Linked DNA regions of Homo sapiens: region 2 is linked to region 1. The links are chromatin loops, found by intact Hi-C in ENCODE. Cell type or tissue: mesothelial cell of epicardium. All regions are shown on one strand. Links, peaks and the distances in the headings refer to the core of each region. The heading gives the core; the rest is flanking DNA.

Region 1 (2,800 bases), core at 165-2,664:
TCTTTCTTTCTTCTTTCTCTGTCTCTCTTTCTCTCTCGTTCTTTCTCTCCCCTTCCTTCCTTCCTTCTCTCTCTCTCTCTCTCCCGCCCCACCTCTCTCTCTTTTTCCCTTCCTCCCTCCCTCCTGTCTCTCTCTTTCTCTTTGTCTTTGTAGAGACAGGGTCTTGCTCTGTTGCCCAGGCTGGAGTGCAATGGCACAATCATGGCTCACTGCAGCCTCCAACTCCTGGTCTCCAGTGGTCCTCCCATCTCAGCCTCCCGAGTAGCTGGGACTACAGGCACACGCCACCACGCTTGGTTAATTTCTTTTTGTTCTTATTTTTTGTAGAGACAGGGTCTCACTGTGTTGCCCAGGCTGGTCTTGAACTCCTGAACGCAAGTGATCCTCCCGCCTCTATCTCTCAAAGTGCTGAGATTATAGGTGTGAGCCACTGCGCCTGGCCTGATTTTTTTTTTTTTAATAATATTAGAATGTTGTATTGTGTGTGAGTGAGTGTGTTGGTGAGGAGAGAAGGCGGCACTCAAAACTAACGCTCACTAGTGAGCATGGGGACAGGGTGCGAGGCAGGGTGCCCAGTCAACAGCATGATGTGGACAAGAATGCAGGCACCTGCCTGCTCCGGTTGGGTGTACTGGGGACAGTGACCTTACCTGGGGTTTTGCAGATCATGTGTTCATCTATTCAATTGTTCATTCAATGTTGTCTGAGCAGTGAAGGGCCAGGAACTAGTGTGTAGAGAGAACACGATCCTCTCCTCGTGTGTACAGGGTTGATGCGGGGAGGACATGTTCAAAGATTCACAGCATTGGAGGGAGACCTGGTCCGTGGGTTTCCCTTGGGAGTGACATTTAGCAGAGACCTGGGGGACTAGGAGATTTCACTAGGGGAAGAGATGCTGGTGAGGAGGAAAGAGCTCTGTTCAGGGTTGGGCGTGGTGGCTCACGCCTGTAATCCTAGCACTTTGGGAGGCTGAGGCAGGCAGATCACCTGAGATCAGGAGTTCGAGACCAGCCTGGCCAACATAGTGAAACCCTGTCTCTACTAGAAATACAAAAATTAGCCAGGTGTGATGGCGGTTGCTCCTAGCTACTCAGGAGGCTGAGACAGAAGACGTGCTCAAACCCGGGAGGCAGAGGTTGCAGTGAGCTGAGATTGTGCCACTGCACTCCAGCCTGGGCCACAGCGAGACTCCATCTCAATAAAAAAAGAAGACAGCTGTTCAGGCCATGTAGTCGCCCCTGGAGGAAGCCCCTGGCTGGAGGCAGACACCCTGGGCCAACCCCCTCCCTGCTGGCTGGGAGGCTGGACTGGACTGGGTGACTTTATTGCCAGGGTCGGGGACTCAAAGGCAGACAGACAAACCATGCTTCCCTCCTCCGTGCCTCAGTTTCCCATCCTGGGAAATAGAACCCCCCCACCTTCCTCTGGAGTGGATCACAGCCCCGGCTGGGCTCTGTTCATTGCAGTGGGGACGTTGGGCGTCACGGACATTGGGTGTCACTGACACCACCCTAGTCCCCTCCTAAACCCCTCGGTTGGCTGCTGGCTGGGACGGGCTGGGGCTCTGGGGCCTGATAGACTTAGAAGGACAAGTCCCAGGGACTCGGGGGGTTAAGTTTTCTTCGGCCGGGCTTCCCCTGCCCTTGGCTGTCTCCCAGGCCCCTCGGAGTCCTTTGATGGCATTAGAGCCAACCTTTTCCAGATGTGCTGAGCAGAGGGATTTGCCGGAACTCTCCGGGGCTTCATCTGCCTCCTTCATTCCCCTCTGCCAGACGGCCCCCTGCCCGCCAGCCTCCCCCCTCTGGTTGGGTCGCCTGCTGTTCAGGATGGATGCCCGCAAGGCAACACAAAGTCCTGGATTGAAGTGCTTTCTTAAAACATGCTCTTTCTTCCCTGCCTCTCCTCCTTAGCGGGACTGTTTGGGTTGAGAAGCTCACCATGGCTGCCCACCCCAAGCAGTGGGGGCCTGTCTGGGCTGCATCCACTGCACCACCCCGCACCGCCCCCAGGTGGACTGTGACCCTGGGCCAGAGGGTGAGGTGAGGTTTGGCAGAAGACCCTGCCCACTGGGCCCACTGTCCATTCCGTCTGGCTCTCGGGAACGTCTAGCTTGGATTCTGGGGAGGCTGGAGGCCTCAGAAATGCAGTGGGAAGCCCCTTTCCCCTCCCCGCTGGCCTGCAGCTATTAATCAAGAGATTAATAATCCCCTGCCTCCCGCTCTGAAACCTCCACTCTCGTTTCCTGTTGAGTCTCCAGCCTGACTCGGAACCTCCCAGTCTGTTTCTCCCCTCGTGGGGGTTCCTAGTGAGGAAGTGGAGGCCAGGGGAGGAGTCGGGGGCGGGCAGGCATGGAGGCTGAGAAGGGGTACGTGCCCAGTGAGGGAGGGGCATCTGGCTCCCCCAGGCAAGGTTCTGGGCTGGCAGAGTCATTCTGAGCAGGCGATCCCTGGATGGTGCAATGTCCCCCCGCACCCGAGGCAGGACTTCGTGACGCTTTGGGCCACATCCACTTTGGAGACCAGAGAGCCAAGACCTCTGCTTACTCACCTCCAGTGATGGGGACCTCATTTCTCCGGGGAGCCCTCCCCACCAGCATTTCATTTTTTTTTTTTTTGAGACAGAGTCTCACTCTGTCCCCCAGGCTGGAGTGCAGTGGCACAATCTCTGCTCACTGCAACCTCCACCTCCTGATTTCAAGCAATTCTCCTGCCTCAGCCCCCTGAGTAGCTGGGATTCCAGGTGTGCACAACCATGCCTGGCTAATTTTTGTATTTTCAGTTGTGACGGTTTCACCATGTTG
Region 2 (2,800 bases), core at 9-2,508, 340 kb after region 1:
ACCAAAGTAGGGCAAGGCTGGGAGGGCTATTGCTCCCCTCTGTCCTCAAAGGACACCCTTAAAGACACCTGCACCTCCCAGGACAGAGCATTGGTGCCCTCAGAGATGCCCTCTCTCCATCAGGACATTTCCCAGTGCCCGGCAGTGGTCTAGCCACACAGTCACCCTGCATCATCCTGAAGAGTGATCTGGAGGGCTAGACCTGGCTGAGATGGGCTGCAGACGCTCCCGGGCCTTTGGCTGATGGCAAGGGGGTGTGACTGCTGAGCTCAGCTCAGTTCCTCATGGGAACCCTGGGCCGGAAGGAGATAGTAGGCTTGGTATAGGAAGGGGACCAGGACCACTCCAGATCTCCCGCTAGGTGCTAGAGCTGGCCAGCCTTCCACACCTCTCTTCCTCCCTTCTGTGGGCTTCCTGGAAGCTCTGGGGAGCAGAACATGAAAATGGCAAGTGGAGCCGGGCATGGTGGCTCATGCCTGCGATCCCAGCATTTTGGGAGGCTAAGGTGGGTGGGTCACCTGAGGTCAGGAGTTTGAGACCAGTCTGGCCAACATGGTGAAACCCTATCTCTACTAAAAATACAAAAATCAGCCAGGCATGGTGGCGGGTGCCTGTAATCCCAGCACTTTGGGAGGCTAAGGCGGATGGACCACCTGAGGTCAGGAGTTGGAGACCAGCCTGGCCAACATGATGAAACCCCATCTCTACTAAACATACAAAAATTAGCTGGGTGTGGTGGTATGCGTCTGTAATCCCAGCCATCCGGAGGCCGAGGCAGGAGAATCACTTGAATCTGGGATGTGGAGGTTGCAGTGAGCCAAGATCAAGGCTCTGTCTCAAAAAAAAGAAGAAAAGAAACAAGAAAACAGCAAGCCTCATTCATCCTTAGGGAGCTCAGAGAGACAGAGAGAGGCCCTTGGCCAGAGGAGCATGTATTCTGCAATGAATGTGACACCAGAGGACCTGGACAGAACCCAGGGGCAGGACAGAGGGAGGTGGGAACTTGAGAGATCAGGAAGGATTTTGCAGGTTTGGAAAATGGGAGAAGGAGGTTCTGCAGAGAGAGCGTCTCGCATGAAGGCATGGAGGTCTGTCCACGCTGCAGTGAGCACGCCTGCAGTACTTACAGCACTAGCCGGGCAGAGGTGAGAGGGGAGGCTGGATTGGGCCAGCTCTCCCCCCTCCACCCGTCCTATCTTACCTCCAGCTTTTCCTCATACAAACCCACACTCAGCCAACCCGACACCTTGGCATCTCCAGTGATCCCCTCAGTCTTCTGCAACTTTTCCTCCTTCCTCTTCCTTCCTTTGTGACATCCCCTCCTCCCAGTCCCACCAGCTTATCTGGTCACACTTGGGATGTGAGGGCCTGGATGATTGTCCATCAGGGTATGATACACACCCTGATCCCCAAATACCCTTGCCTTGGTCAACTCCTCCAACCAGCCCGGGACCGGGCACACAGCGATGGGAGCAGGAAGAGGAAGAGGGTGCCGGGGGATGGAAGGGTTTTACCCAGAGTCACAAGTGGCAGACTCAAAACAGCCGAAAGCCTCCTCCATCTGGATGGCAGGCGACCCCAACTGTGGCTCTCCCTCGAATCACATCTTGTAAAAAAATCATTTGCACATTTGAATTCAAAGCCCCTCAAAACAGTATAAACACCACCATCCCGCGTACCATAAAAACCACACTGAGCATTTATGGAAACTGAAACATGTGTATTAACATATGGCAAAAATTTCACTTACTGCATCTTTTTAGCATTGGACTGATGCATGAGGCATCTGTGCAAAAAGCGTTGGAATGGAAGCTTCAGAAACGAGCAGAACGAGAAAAAGGCTGTCGCGGAGGCTGGCAGGCCAGCAGGGCGGCAGGGAAGCCCGAGGATCCATCCCTGGCACAGGCTGGTGGCTTTGGCAGAGAGGCAGGGGTTGGCCCACCGAGGAGCAGGGCCCAAGAGCGTAGGCAGCGCAGCCATCCACCGCAGACCCTCCGAAGCAGCCCCCACCTGCCCTTCAAACGATTCTCCCACTTCAGCCTCCCCAGTAGCTGCGATACAGGCTCCCGCCATCATGCCCAGCTAATTTTTGTATTTTTAGTAGAGACGTGGTTTCACCATGTTGGCCAGGCTGGTCTTGAACTCCTGACCTCAGGTGATCCATCCACCTTGGCCTCCCAAAGTGCTGGGATTACAGGTGTGAGCCACTGCGCCCGGCCACCACCTTCCTTCCTCTTTCTTTTCTCATTTTTCTCTCCTTCTACCTCCAAGCAGTAGATGGATCTTAGACGCTGGAAACAGGAGAAGCAAGCTCACTTCTTTTCTCTCACCTCTGGTCCGAGCAGGAGAGAGTCGAGTCATTCTATGCCCCACAGTCCATGATTGAATCTTTTCTTTAATATTTATTTATTTATTTACTTACTTATTTTTGTAGAGATGGGGGTCTGGCTATGGTGCCCAGGCTGGCTCGAACTCCTGGCCTCAACAATCCTCCCTCTTTTGCTCTCAAAGTGCTGAGGTTACAGGCTTGAGCCACAGCACCTAGCCTCATGATCGAGCTTTGATGGGAGTCCCAGAGTAGGACCTTCACTACCTTCTGCTTGGAACCAACAGCCAAGTGTCCCTTCTGGCTCATCTAGGCTGCAGCCTGCCCCATTATCTCATCTAAAAGGCCAGTTAGGGCCAAACATGGTGGCTCACGCCTGTAATCCCAGTGCTTTGGGAGGCCAAGGTGGGAGAGTCACTTGAGCCCAGGAGTTGGATGCTGCAGGGATCTACCATCATGCCGTTGCACTCCAGC

Evidence for each region. A loop is a pair of places that touch in the nucleus more often than their neighbours do. Peaks named below come from ENCODE experiments on the same cell type or tissue, not always from the same donor. Only the 100,000 strongest peaks of a DNase experiment are listed, where the experiment ranks them.
Region 2: it touches region 1 in a loop (31-fold over the local background); 1 of 110 quality-filtered maps calls a loop at or near these places.

The regions. Positions count from the first base shown.
Region 1 is chr7:101,434,120-101,436,919 of GRCh38, forward strand. All of the region lies in intron 2 of COL26A1 (collagen type XXVI alpha 1 chain), which reads left to right. Among named protein-coding and RNA genes, the nearest start is that of COL26A1, 73 kb to the left of the region's middle. RefSeq lists an enhancer at 2,227-2,800. In mesothelial cell of epicardium, for the core only: a CTCF peak has its summit at 2,016 (motif pointing left); DNase peaks (open chromatin) are centred at 1,671 and 2,172.
Region 2 is chr7:101,776,488-101,779,287 of GRCh38, forward strand. No RefSeq gene overlaps it. Among named protein-coding and RNA genes, the nearest start is that of CUX1, 40 kb to the right of the region's middle. In mesothelial cell of epicardium, for the core only: no CTCF peak of the experiment used is centred there; no DNase peak of the experiment used is centred there.